Linked DNA regions of Homo sapiens: region 2 is linked to region 1. Evidence: read pairs that join two places in POLR2A ChIA-PET (ENCODE). Cell type or tissue: OCI-LY7. All regions are shown on one strand. Links, peaks and the distances in the headings refer to the core of each region. The heading gives the core; the rest is flanking DNA. Region 1 has its middle 36 kb from the start of LTBP1. Region 2 overlaps LTBP1 (latent transforming growth factor beta binding protein 1).

Evidence for each region. ChIA-PET counts read pairs that join two places held together with the same protein. Peaks named below come from ENCODE experiments on the same cell type or tissue, not always from the same donor. Only the 100,000 strongest peaks of a DNase experiment are listed, where the experiment ranks them.
Region 2: POLR2A ChIA-PET joins it to region 1 with 7 read pairs; 2 of 35 experiments call an interaction of 5 or more read pairs at or near these places.

What each region holds. Positions count from the first base shown.
Region 1 is chr2:32,906,078-32,915,560 of GRCh38, forward strand. No RefSeq gene overlaps it. Among named protein-coding and RNA genes, the nearest start is that of LTBP1, 36 kb to the right of the region's middle. In OCI-LY7, for the core only: a CTCF peak has its summit at 5,929; DNase peaks (open chromatin) are centred at 3,904, 5,054 and 5,954; H3K4me3 peaks cover 2,506 bases; H3K27ac peaks cover 4,111 bases.
Region 2 is chr2:32,958,816-32,963,815 of GRCh38, forward strand. All of the region lies in intron 2 of LTBP1 (latent transforming growth factor beta binding protein 1), which reads left to right. Among named protein-coding and RNA genes, the nearest start is that of LTBP1, 14 kb to the left of the region's middle. In OCI-LY7, for the core only: no CTCF peak of the experiment used is centred there; no DNase peak of the experiment used is centred there.

The sequences.
Region 1 (9,483 bases), core at 3,038-8,037:
GAGACTAGGCATAGAGACTAATGGAGCAGAATTGAGATTCCAAAAATAAACCCATACATCTATGGTAATTGATTTTCAACTAGAATATCAAGCCCATTCAATAGGTTAAGAATGTTTCTTTTCAACAATTGGTGCTGGTACAACTGCTTATCCACAGGCAAACAAATGAATCTGGAACCCTACCTCACACCATATACAAGAATTAGAATGGATCAAAAGACCCAAGTGTAAAAGCTAAAAGTGTAAAACCCTTAGAAGCAAACAGGTATATATCTTTGCGACCTTGGATTTAGCAATTTTGTTTTTGTTTTTGTTTTGAGACAGAATCTTGCTCTGTCACCCAGGCTGGAGTGCAGTGGTGTGATGTGGGCTCCCTGCAACCTCTGCCTCCCGGGTTCAAGCGATTTTCCTGCCTCAGTCTCCTGAGTGGCTGGGACCACAGGTGTGGGCCACCACACCCAGCCAATTTTTTTATTTTTAGTCAAGATGGAGTTTCACCATGTTGGACATGCTGGTCTTGAGCTCCTGACCTCAAGTAATCTGCCTGCCTCAGCCTCCCAAAGTGCTGGGATTACAGGCGTGAGCGACTGCACCTGGCTGGCAATGGTTTTTTAGTTATGATGTTGAAAGCACAAGCAACTAAAAAAAGAGAGAAAAATCAGATTTCATCAAAATTAAACATTTTTGTGTGTCAAAAGAGACTATCAAGAAAGTAAAAAAACAACCTACAGAATGGGAGAAAATATATGCAAATCTTATATTGGGTAAGGGTCTAGTATCTAAAATATATGAAGGACTCTTACTATTCAACAATAAAGAGACAAATAGCTCAACTTAAAAGTGGTCAAAACATGTGAATAGACACTTCTCTAATATACGAATGGCCAATACACACATGAAAAGATGCTCTACATAATTAGCCGTCAGGGAAGTAAAAATCAAAACCACATTAGATACCACTTCACACTCACTAGGATGCTATAATAAATTTCTTTTAAATGGAAAATAACAAGCGTTGGCATGGCTGTGGAGACTGGAACCTTCATACATTGTTAGAGGGAATATAAAATTGTGCAGCCACTTTGGAAAACAGTTTCCAGTACCTCTACAAGTTAAACACAAAGTTACCATATGACCCAGCTCCACTCCTAGGTATATACCCAGGAGAATTGAAGGCATATGTTTATACAAAAACATACATGAATGGTCATAGCGGCATTATTAATAATAACCCAAAAGCAAAAACAACCCAATTGTCCATCAACTGATGATTGATAAACACAATGTGACATATTCATACTAGACAATTAAATAAAAGAAAACTTTTTTTTTTTTTGAGACAGGATCCGGATCTCTCTCTGTCACCCAGGCTGCAGTGCAGTGGCATGGTCTTGGCTTGTTGCAGCCTTGGCCTCCCGGACTGAAGCTATCCTTCCACCTCCCTCGCAGAGCCCGCTTCCCCCACCAATAGCTGGGATTATCAGCGTGCACCACCACATACAGCTAATTTTAGTATTTTTTATAGAGACAGAGTTTCCCCATCTTGCCCAGGCCCACCTGTCTCATCCTCCCAAAGTGCTGGGATTACAGACGTGCGCCTCTGCACCCAGCCCAGAAAACTTCTTACACATTAGCACCCACTCCCTATTCACCGCTCCCCACAGCCCTTGGCAACCACGAATCTATTTTCTGTCTCTATGGATTTGCCAATTCTGGACATTTCATATAAATAGAATCATACAGTATGTGGCCTTGTGTGTGTGTGTGCGAGTGTGTTTGTGTGTATGTCTGGCTTCTTTCCTTAGCATACTGTTTTCAAGGTTCACACATGTTGTAGTTATGTACCAATCCTTTATTCCCTTTTATTGCCAAATAATACTACATTGTCTAAAGCAAGTCTAACTTAAAGGAAAAAAAAAAAAATATATATATATATATATATATATATATATATATATATATATATATATATTTCATTGTATGATTATACCACATTTTGTTCATCCATTCATCAATTGATAGACATTTTTGGGTTATTTCCACATTTTGGGCTCTTATGAAGAATGCTGATATAAGCCTTCATAAACAAATTTTTGTGTGGTCTGTGGTCATGTTTTCACTTCTCTTGGGTTTTTGTATATATTTTAAATGCTGTAAAAACTTTCCTGACTTAGATAATAATGATTCCTTTATTGACAAGTATAAAGCTTTCTCATCAAAAGATAGAAAACTGACTCCATTTTGTATCACAGTATCACATCCTTAGAACATTGAGAGCTCAAAAAGAACTCAGACACCTGCTGGGTGAGACCCTGATTCTATTGACAAGGCCTAGAGAGGTGGGGTGACCACTACAGGTAAGACAGCCAGTGAATGACAGAGACAGACACAGAACCATGGTCTCCCAACCTACATCCCCTTCCCATCTAGATGGACATCATCTTTAACCCCGTGACTCTTACCCAGAGTGAACCATCGGTCTTTCCAGAGTCTGGGAGGGGAATGTTTCCATGGTGAAGATGACTTCCCAGAGTGGGACCTTAGGGGGTAGTAGACATCCCCTACCTCCCCCAAACCATTCCCCTTCTCCATAACTTGCTACAGTACTTGCAGTTTCACCAGCAGCCAATCCACTGGTTGAATGGAGGGCTCACAAATGAATGGCCTATGGGGGCCAGAGAGGAATGAAACAGAGTGGATTGGGCAGGCTGGCAAGCTGGAAAGCACATGCCCCCCCCACGAAATAGCTTAGGACAAAAGCCACAGGATCTGTGTTCGTGAAACATCTTGGAGGCTTGGGGTTGAGCAAGTGGCTTCTTAGCCCAGCGTGCAAGATTTGGCATGTGGGCCATGCTAGCCTCCCTGTAGCGCTGGCATTCTGAAATCTCAGAGATGCTGCTACAGAGGAAAGCCAGGCATTGCAGGGCAAGGCTCTCACAGTGGCCGCCAGCACCTCATGGTGGCACGAAACTTGAGCAGGAGAGGAAGGGTGGGCTTGTTCCTGAGCACCAGAAGCTGCAACTACCCTGGCACCCTTTTGTTAACTGGGGAGAACCTTTGAGGAGATGCTGGTGAACGTTCCATGCAGGGGCTGAGAACCATCACAATTTGGCCCATAATACTGCAAACAAAGTCCAGCAAGCCTAGGAAATTTAGGATTCATCTCTAAAACAGTATTCTCTGTTTAGAAGCATATAGAATATTTTATAATCCAAATGAGTTGATTGCCTCTTGGCTTGCGTTAGCGAGATGCTATCATTGCAATAAGCGGAAATCTCAACTCTGTTAGCTTAGGCAAACCATACAACTCATTGGGGATTCAGATTGCTGTTCCTTGGTCTTGCTGTTTGCCTTGCTACATGCGTATGAATGTGCAGATGACAAGAACAGATGCCAGGGCCCCTGGAAGATCAAAGTCCTGGCGCTGCCTTAGAAAATCTGTCCATGCCACATCCCTAAATCTGCAGGAAGGCCATAGTAAATATGCAATAGATATTTGTTCCATTGAATGAACTCTAAAGCAAACCCATTCTTAACCATTCCTATGTAAGACCAAAGCACATGTGCAGGCGGCTGGGACCAAAAACAAGGAGTAGTACTTTTGGGGACACAATTGTCACTGCTGTTTCCCCACTATCTTAGCATTCGGCCACTTCTCCAATATCCAGATTAATTTGCTGCAATGAAAATTTCCTCTCTTTTGTATTAAAACTACCCTAACATTATTTTCATGGTTATTTTTCCAAAACTGGAAATAAGAACACATTGTTTCTAGATTGTGGACAGTGGTTCCAGAGAAGGGAAAACCAGAAGGGTTTTATGACTCAGGAAGAAAGAGCTCCCAGAGGGGCCCAGGTGGTTTTTCTTCCATCCTCCCCTTTACGATACTCTGAATATCTTTTTTTTTTTTTTTTTGAGACACAGTCTTGCTCTGTCACCCAGACTGGAGCGCAGTGGCACTATCTCTGCTTACTGCAGCCTCTGCCTCTTAGGTTTAAGCGATTCTCCTACCTCAGACTCCCAAGAAGCTGGGATTAAAGGCACCCACCACCACTCCCGGCTAATTTTTGTATTTTTAGTGGAGACAGGAGTTCACCATGTTGGCCAGGCTGGTCTCAAACTCCTGACTTCAAGTGATCCGCCCACCTCACCCTCCCAAAGTGATGGGATTATAGGTGTGAGCCACTGCGCCTGGCCTGAATATCTTTTTAAAAATTATTTTGGAAGGTTTTCTGACTTGCCCTTCAACATTTCTAGCCTTCCCTTTCTGTCCCCAACATTAATCTCCCGCAAGTCTCTTCTCCATTGCTTCTCCGCGTTGGCAGGCCCATATTTTTGTGTGGCTTCTCTCTCCTGTTTACTCAAAAGCTCATAATTACTTTTCTCTTGTGGATAAAAATAAGCAGAATGCCAGTAGTATGATTTTTAAAAAGAGAAGCTTCCCAGATGCCTACTCCTGACCGCATGGAATCATTCTGATGAGAGCATGCTTAATCAATCGACCCTGCATTGTCTGCAAGGCTTGGTTCAACTGGCTGACTCCATTATCCTGTAAACTGTGCAATTTTCTCTAAAGACATTTCACCAGCACAACTGCATAAAACAAATGTTGAATGGGAAAAAAATCAGTAGTAGATATTTTTTAAGACATCCTAACACCATTAAGGTTTTTTTCCGCTGCAACCTGCATCTGGTAGTAAAATCTTTCTTTTCCAGACATTGTTTTCTCCAAAGAATCATTCAAAAAGTTACTACCGTATGAAAACTCTTTAGCCATTTACATTTTGTGGGTTTTAACAAGCGTGTCTTCCAGGCTGACTCTGGCTGGTAGAGGTTTTCACCCATTCCTCAATGGGCACCAGAATTCTGATGAGTTCATGACATTCAGTTTAAGAAATTACCCGCGGCCAAAGATCTTGATTGGCAAGGTTAGTACATTTTGCCATATGTTATGTGCTATCTCTGTCCCCAAATATGCAACTCTTATGGTGTGACAAATTGTGGGACGACACACGTTGCAGCCCAGACAGTTAGACAAAACACTCCATCAGAACTGAAACCGCAGGCTAGGTCTCTGAATAAGAAATATGCAAAACCACACCTGCCGGCCAACATTGCTGCTTATTTCTTGCTCCTCTTTTTTTTCTTACCACAAAGAAAATTAAATGTAAAATCAATTTAATGTTGAGAAAAGGACCCAGGGTGAGCTTCCCACGTACACTTAATTGAGTCAGTGATATTTTGTGTGGCCTAGTTATAGCTTGAGTGGTGCAGCTGAGTGTAAGCTGTTTGTGATTTGGAGTTTAAATCCTATGTTTAATTATTGCCAGTATCACATAGGATACAGTGGCTGACAACGCAACAGAGTTAGACTTAACAGTTGTCTGTGGTTTGGGCCTGGTTATCTGTTTAAGATCAATATATTCTAACAAAAATTCTTGCCATGGTTAAATCCTCATGTGTTCTGCTATTAGGACTCAATATTTATGATACTTGAGGGCAGGAATTTCTTCATAATGGAAAGTGATATTATTGGGAGTGGTAGAGATTCATTTTTGAAATCCATTCTGACATGGAAACGTCTTAAGGTCATTGAATTTCAAAAACTTGTCTTTTAAGGGATAGTTTTCTTCTGATAATATAACGAGATGAGAATGTTGTGCTGTCTTGAGTAAAATGTGTGGTATTTGTGTCTGTTGGGTATTAATGTGTATTATGTGCATTGGAATCATGGGTGCCTTCTATATTTTAAGTAATGAGAAAAGGTCCACAATTTTATAAGCTGTGTGTATGTGTGTGTGTGTGTGTGTGTGTGTGTGTGTGATCTGTCTATCATCTATCTATCTATCTATCTATCTATCTATCTATCTATCTATCTATCATCTATCTATCTTTATTTATATATAGTAAAGTATATATACAACTTTGCCACTGGGAGCACTGTAAGTTTCTATAACCACTTGCAGTTTAAGAATTGTGCCAAATTGGCCAGGCATGGTGGCTCATGCCTGTAATCCCAGCACTTTCGGAGGCCGAGGCAGGCAGATCACCTGAGGTCAGGAGTTCAAGACCAGGCTGGTCAACATGTTATGGTGAGACCCCCGTCTCTACTACAAATACAAAAATCAGCTGGGCATGGTGGCACATGCCTATAATCCCAATTACTTGGGAGGCTGAGGCAGGATAATTTTTTTTTTTTTTTGAACGGAGTCTCACTCTGTCACCCAGGCTGGAGTGCAGTGGCGTGATCTCGGCTCACTGCAAGCTCCACCTCCCAGGTTCACACCATTCTCCTGCCTCAGCCTCCCAAGTAGCTAGGACTACAGGCACCCGCCACCACGCCTGGCTAATTTTTTGTATTTTTAGTAGAGACGGGGTTTCATTGTGTTAGCCAGGATGGTCTCGATCTCCTGACCTCGTGATCCACCCACCTCAGCCTTCCAAAGTACTGGGATTACAGGCGTGAGCCACTGTGCCTGGCCAGGAGAATTGTTTGAACGTGGGAGGCGGAGGTTGCAGTGAGCCGAGATCGTGCCACTGCACTCCAGCCTGGGCAACAGAGTGAGACTCTGTCTCAAAAAAAAAAAAAAAAAAAAAAAAAGAATTGTGTCAAATCAAAGGCCAGTTCTTTGGAGGTTTTGTAGATCTGCAGCACCAAGTAGGTGCTTGACACATATTTTCAGGAGTTCTTTTGTCATCACTGAATCAAATGCAACCTTAGTTTTTCCAGCCCATTCTGTCAGCCTAGTCCCAGGTTCCCTTTTGCAGTGTCCTCTCAGGTGTGGCCATTCAGTGCCTGTCATCCAAGTCCATTTTTGGATCCTTGAGTCATTTTTCTTCTAATCTCTCAAACTCCATATTCAACTCATCAGTAAATTCTTTCTCTGGTATCTCAAAAGCATTTTCAATTAACTCTGTAACTCAACTCTACGCCCTTAATTTTCAGTACAGATGCTCCTCGGTTTATGATGGTGTTTTCTCCTGATACACCCATCACAAATTGAAAATATCTTAAGTTGAAAATGCTTTCGATACCTCTAACCTACTGAACATCATAGGTTAGCTTAGCCCACCTTACATTAATCTATAGTTGGGCAAAGTCATCTAATACAAAGCCTATTTTATAATAAGGTGTCAAATATCTCATGTAATTTATTGAATACTGTACTGAAAGTGAAAAACAGAATGGTTGTATGGGTACTTGAAGTACGGTTTCTACTGAATATGTATTGCTTTTGCACCACCATAGAGTTGAAAAATTGCAAGTCGACCTATTGTAAGTTGGAGATTGCCTGCACTGCCATCTCTCATCTGGAAACTACAGTAGCCTCCAAAATATGCTTCCTGCTTCCCCTCTGGTCCCTCACTGATCCTTGATCACAGAGCAGCTGGAATGATCATCAAAACGCATCCATCAGATCATCTGACTTTTCTTCTCAAAACTTTGGATGGCTTCCCACATCTCTTACAAGACATCCTAAATTCCTTAGGATGGCAACATCTTATTCCCTGCTTCCTGTGTCTCTCTTCAACCTTATCTCATAATCTCACTTTCCCCCTTTCTTGCTCACCACATCTCTGATCCTGGTTCCTTTCGGTTCTGGGAACAAGTCAAACTCTTTCCAGTCTCAGGGCCTTTGCACCTGTTGATATCTCTGACCCAAAGTGTTACATAGCCCCACCCTTGTTGCATGTAGGTTTTGGCACAAATGTCACCTCCTCAGAGAGGTTTTTCCTCACCATTTTGTTTTATTTTATTTATATTTTTTGAGACAGAGTTTCACTCTTGTTGCCCAGGCTGGAGTGCAATGGTGCCATCTTGGCTCATTGCAATCTCTGCCACCCAGGTTCAAGCGATTCTCCTGCCTCAGCCTCCCGAGAAGCTGGGATTACAGACATGCACCACCACACCCAGCTAATGTTTGTATTTTTAGTAGAGATAGGGTTTCACCATGTTGGCCAGGCTGGTCTTGAACTCCGGACCTCAGGTGATCTGCCCACCTCGGCCTCCCAAAGTGCTGGGATTACAGGTGTGAGCCACCTCACCCAGTCATCCCTCGCCATTTTAAAAGTAGACACTTCCTGCTATTCTCTATTCATTCCCTATTCTTTCCTTCCTGGTTTCTGCTACCATCTGTGATTATGTTGCTTATTTACTTGTTTATTGTTTGTTTTCCCCCATAATACTGTAAATCTCATGAAAGTAGGAACCCTATCTATCATGCACCCTCAGTGCCTAGTGCAGTGTTTGGCACAAAGGAAGTGCTCAATAAATTTGTTGAATGAATGAACAAACAGAAAATCCTTTCAAATACTGAGGAAAAAAAATCTGCTTACTTAAAATTTCTACAGTTGGTTCTAATTCTGTTTCTACTATTGTTTCCAATTCTAAGGCAACATGCAATAATTCTGCAGCTTCATATACATGATCACATTTCAGATCTTTGATACCCTTTTATTTTTTGAGACAGAGTTTTGCTCTTGTTGCCCAGACTGGAGTGCGATGGTGTGATCTTGGCTCACCTCACTGCAACCTCCACCTCCCAGGTTCAAGCAATTCTCCTGCCTCAGCCTCCCAAGTAGCTGGGATTATAGGCACCCACCACCACGCCCAGCTAATTTTTTTGTAATTTTAGTAGAGATGGGGTTTCACCATGTTGGCCAGGCTGGTTTCGAACTCCTGACCTCAGGTGATCCACACGCCTCGGCCTCTCAATGTGCTGGGATTACAGGTGTGAGCCACCATGTGTGGCCAGATCTTTGATACCCTTCTTAGGCATCTTACATCTGTGCTATTTATACTGCTCAACCTTCCTTTGTATGGCATGGTTTCTGACTTTCTCATGGCAGTAATCACTCTCTGTTGGAAGACTCTAGTTTGACAACATCCTTCACTAACAACAACAACAACAACAAAAAAATAAAAATAGAAAAGCCAGCGTGGTGGCTCATGCCTGTAATCCCAGCACTTTGGGAGGCCGAGGTGGGCGGATCACGAGGTCAGGAGATTGAGACCATCCTGGCTAACACGGTGAAACCCCGTCTCTACTAAAAATACAAAAAAATTAGCCGGGTGTGGTGGTACGCGCCTGTAGTCCCAGCTATTCAGGAGGCTGAGGCAGGAGAATGGCATAAACCCGAGAGGCGGAGCTTGCAGTGAGCTGAGATAGCGCCACTACACTCCAACCTGGGTGACAGAGCGAGACTCCGTCTCACAAAAAAAAAAAAAAAAAAAAAAAAGTGTTCTGACCGCTGCAAGGTCTAATAGCACTCATTCTCCTTGATTAGAATCCCATCAGATTTATGGTCTGTAGTTTTCAGAATCTATTGTTTTTGGTTTTTTTTTTTCCGCAACGTATATTGCAAAACAGAACATTCCCCAAGGTTTCTGGCGTTTTCCCCACTCTCCATGATTTCTCAAACTTACCGCTAGTGGTTCTGTGATTCTATCTGCAAATTTCTTTTGTACTCTGGAATATAATT
Region 2 (5,000 bases), core at 1-5,000, 50 kb after region 1:
GGGCACAACACCTTACTCTGTTTCCTCCTGCCTTTGCTCTGTAAGGCTGCTCTGGCATGGCCCAAACTTTGAGATGACTTTTCCTTTCTCCTTGCCAATTTTAGAATCTTTCTGTTCAACATCATCATCTGATAGAGATTTGGGACTAAGTAAAATGAATGTTGTATGATTTTCCCTGTAATTTTAGATCCCCAAATACTGCTCTTGGCCAACTACACTATTCCCTGTGGCTTTTTTACTCCACCACATTTGAGTAATATTGTTGGCATGGACATAAGTAAACAGTTTGAAAATGTTGTGTTTTGTAAACTAGAAGATGGATGGGCTGGTTTTTTAATGCATGCTCTTGGTTCTGCTGGGCCAAAGGAAAGATGAATTTGGTCAGTGGATGGGAAGATGAATTGGAGGAAGGTGTTGCTATCCGAAGTTGATGTGGCCAACTTTACTGAACTGATGAGATCAGTTATTTAGAGGTGAAAACCGAGTGGCTGGAGGCGACTCTTCGGAGGGATTTAGATAATGCAGTTAGAGGGAATTTTTATAGAGGAGATAGCATGCTACCAGTAAGAAGCCACCAATGGAAAATATGATAATAAAGTAAGGAAAATAGAAGGATAAGGATCTTTTGTCTTTGTAAATTTAAACATGTTTTTATTTCTTTGTAGAATTACCAGACAATTCCAATGTGGCTTTTAATCTTTCATGAACTTCATTTTATTATTGCTGTATATATATGTGTGTGTGTGTGTGTGTGTGTATGTATATGTATATATATGTACGTGTATATATATATATATATATATATATTTTTTTTTTTTTTTTTGAGATGGAGTCTTGCTTTGTCGCCCAGGCTCTAGTGCAGTGGCGTGATCTCAGCTCACGGCAGCCTCCGCCTCTTGGGTTCCAGCGATTCTTCTGCCTCAGCCACCCGAGTAGCTGGGATTACAGGCATCTGCCACCACACCTGGCTAATTTTTATATTTTTAGTAGAGATGGGGTTTCACCACTTTGGCCAGGCTGGTCTTGAACTCCTGACCTCAGGTAATCTACCTGCCTTGGTCTCCCAGAGTACTGGGATTACAGGTGTGAGCCACTACACCCACCCTATTATTGCTATTTTTAATTAAAATGTAGAGTCTCCATCCTCCCATATGCATTTCATGTTCACACCATAGCGAGTAGACAGTTAACACTTAGCATCTTCAAAATATGATTATTGTAAAAGCTATTTAAATGAGCCGAGACTTATCACTTCACCTTCATAAATCATTTACTACAATGATTCAAGGGTGAGGATACTCCTGCCTCTTCATTGGCTGTGAAACTTCAAGCAGATTAATGAACTCCTCTGAGACTTTTCTCAACCTTCAGACGGGAAGAGTACCCTCATCACACAACTTCATTCATGTTGTTGTGAATGTCAGGCATACACATCCTCTTTGCTCTGAATGCTTGTCACATTGCATCACAGACATTTATGTATTGTCTGGCATTGCTGCTTGAATGTGAGCTCTATGAGGGTAGGGATTATACTATAGCCATCTTTTTGTCTTCAGTACCTGGTAAGCATGTACACCTTTATGGAATGAATGAATGAATGAATGAATGAATGAATGAATGGATTGATTTGTTGTACTTTCACCAAGCTCCTATATAGTAGGTTTTGGTACACGGAAGGTGTTAAGATGACTTTTTCTTTCTCCCTGCCAATTTTAGAATCTTTCTGCTCAATATCATCATCTGATAGAGATTTGGGACTAAGTAAAATGAATGTTGTATGATTTTTTTTCCCTCTAATTTTAGATCCCCAAGTACCATGTACTTGAAAAAACTAAAACAGGGTCACAGGCTAGAGAGTGACAGGAGCTGGAACTGGAGGTGGGGAGAGGGCTAAAAGAAAGTCTCTATAGGAAGTGACATGTGAGGCCTGTGTGATATGAAAGGGTCTGAGAGAAGAGTATTTTAGGCCAACAGAATGGCTAGCACAAAGGCCTTGGAGTGGGGATAGGCCTGGCTTGTTGTGGGAACATAGGTCATTATCGTTGGGTTGTCAGTGAGGGCTGCTGTAATAGGTGATATAAGATAGGGTTGGATCCCAAGTCAAGTCTTCTAGGCTGTGTGAGGCCACAGATAAGATAACAAGAGGGGACTGTACAACACAAGCACAGTCAACACAAGTACTATAAAACACGAGTGCATGCAAGTGTATTTTATTACTAAGAAATTAAAGAAAATAAAGGATTTAGTATTTTTTAAGGCATGGAAAAATATCTTACGTAGAAAATTCATTAGATCACTTTGATTGCTATTTTTTATTGATGAGAAAAACTGCACGTGGAACAGTGAAGTACCCAAGTCCACACACAAATTATTCTCATAGCCTGACCACCTGCCTGGTGCCCAGATTGCCAGACCAGCCTTGTGCTGACTGGACCTCCGGGTCTCTGCCGAGCTCTCGTGGAAAGGCAAGACCCTCAGCAGGGAGCTGCGAGGCTGCGGTTTAGGATGAAAGTGTGAGGGTGAAGAAAGCCAAGTCACTGGTCACTATTGTGTTAAAAGTCAAATTAATGGGGATCCTTACATGGTACTAAATTTAAAAAAATGTTCAATCCTTTAAAAATTGATTAAAAATTTTATTTTGATGATCATAGAAAATCTACAGAGAGCTGATAGGATGTGTTAAAGTGGAAGTTAAATATTTTTGGAACATTTGTATGCTCTTCTGAGGTTTTGTTCATCCCCCCCACCTCAACATCTAATTTACACGTTGAATTAGTCATTGACTCCGCCTGCCATTTTGTGGTAAAGATCAAGTCAAATGAGGCTCATCACAGTGCTTCACAAAAGGGGCCGGGTGTGGTGGCTCATGCCTGTAATCCCAGCACTTTGGGAGGCTGAGGCTGGCGGATCACCTGAGGTCAGGAGTTCGAGACCAGACTGGCCAACATAGTGAAACCCCGTCTCTACTAAAAATACAAAAATTAGCCGGGCGTGGTGGTGGGCGCCGGTAATCCCAGATACTTGGGAGGTTGAGGCAGGGGAATCACTTGAACCAGGAGGTGGAGGTTGCAGTGAATCAAGATTGTGCCATTGCACTCCAGCCTGGGCAACAATAGTGAAACTCCGTCTCAAAAAAAAAAAAAAAAATCCTTCAATGCTTCACAGAAGGGCCATATAAACATAAGGTGACCTTATTAATAAGGTTTTTATGACCAGTTTGTACACTTTTTTTAATAATGTGTTGGTGCATTTCTTGTCTTGAAAAATGGAATGCATAAAATGTACCCATTTTCAATGAGTTTTTGGTAACTAAAGAATTGGTGTCTCTGATGTTTATATTGACCATCGAGTTTACCAACAATGTCTCTGGTACACCTCCTAGAAGTTGGTTTGAAAATAAACAAAAACACCTACATCTCCACTTTAATTCTACCCTCCCTGGAATTTATTTTATTCTCCTAAAAGTAGGGTTCGTGCAAAGACAAGAATTCTTTCAAGAGAGCCCTGTTTCTTTTATTTTGAGATAGTGAAAAGGTTATGTTAAGTTAGTCCAAAATTTCATAGTAATTGAAGGTGAAATAATACAGACAATAAGTAAATTAAAGGTAGAGACTGTTTTTGTTTTACTTTTTCATCCATTTAGGAGATTGGCCTACACAGCGGTTCTCTTTATATACAATAGACCCTCAGTAAGGTTTCTTGATTAGTAAGCATTGCAAGTTACGTTTGTTTCGAGTGGAAGACCAGCTGAAATCCATTTAAATCAATGAATACTGAGATTATGTTATTAAATGGTTCTTTTTGTTTTACGAGAATGTATATTACAACAAATGTCCCTGTGTAAGTTTGGAATGCTTTGTTTTGAGTGTTAAAGGCTCTTTTCTCTGGCAAAATTTCCCCATTTCTTCCTTTAATACAGAGTGCTTGAATGGCACCTCACAGACACTTAGCCTCGTGGCTCTCAAAGTATAGACCCTGGAATGGGGCGTCAGCTCCGCCTGGGAACTTGTTAGAAATGCAAACTCTCCAGCCCTGTTAAACCAGGAGCTCTGGGATGGGGCCAGCCATCTGTGTTTTAACCAGGCCTCTTGGGGATCCTGATACAGCTGTGGCTTGAGAACCACTGCTCTAGCAGAACCCATCTCCTCCTCCCTTTCCACATCCCCCCACCCTACTGTGATCACTTGTGGTGTGATGAGGGGGACAGGGAAATCAGCTCTTTTGGGCTCCAGGCCTTGAGAGTAGAGGCTTCATTTACCCTTTCCCCCTTCATTTCTGCCTAAGGATGAGTTTATATGGTATAAAGCCCAGTGGAATGGATCATTTTCCCCAGTTTCAGATGGGAACCTTGCAATCGGATAAGATGTAGCTGTGTATGTTGTTACTGTTATTATTAATTGTTATTCAGAGACAAGGTCTCACTCTGTAACCCAGGCTGGAGAGTAGTGGCGTGATCATAGCTCACTGTGATCTTGCACTCCTGGGCTCAAGTGATCCTCGTGCCTCAGCCCCCCGAGTAGCTAGGACTACAGATGCATGCCACCATGCCCAGCTATTTTTTTTTTTTAACTTTTTTGTAGAGGTGAGGTCTCGCTGTGTTGCCCAGGCTGGTCTTGAACTCCTGGCTTCAAGTGATTCTCCAACCTTGGCCTCCCAAAGTGCTGGGATTACAGGTGTGAGCCACTGCACCTGACCACCATGCACATTAATACACATTCTATACTGTATGCTCACTGAGGAGTGGCAAAGAAACCAGTTTTCATTCAGTGAATATACCTATAAATGTGTTTTGTACCTTTAGGTCTTCCTAATTCTGTTCTGTTCCTTAACATAAAAGATGCCTAAACCACACTTCTTCATATTCTTCAAAGCCACATTTATCAAGGTGTGGTTCCAGGACCTCCTACAACAGAACCCCTGTGGGATGCGTAACAAATGCAGGTTGTGGGACTTTCCCACACACCTACCAAATTGGAACCCCTGGTAGTAGACCCCTTGGC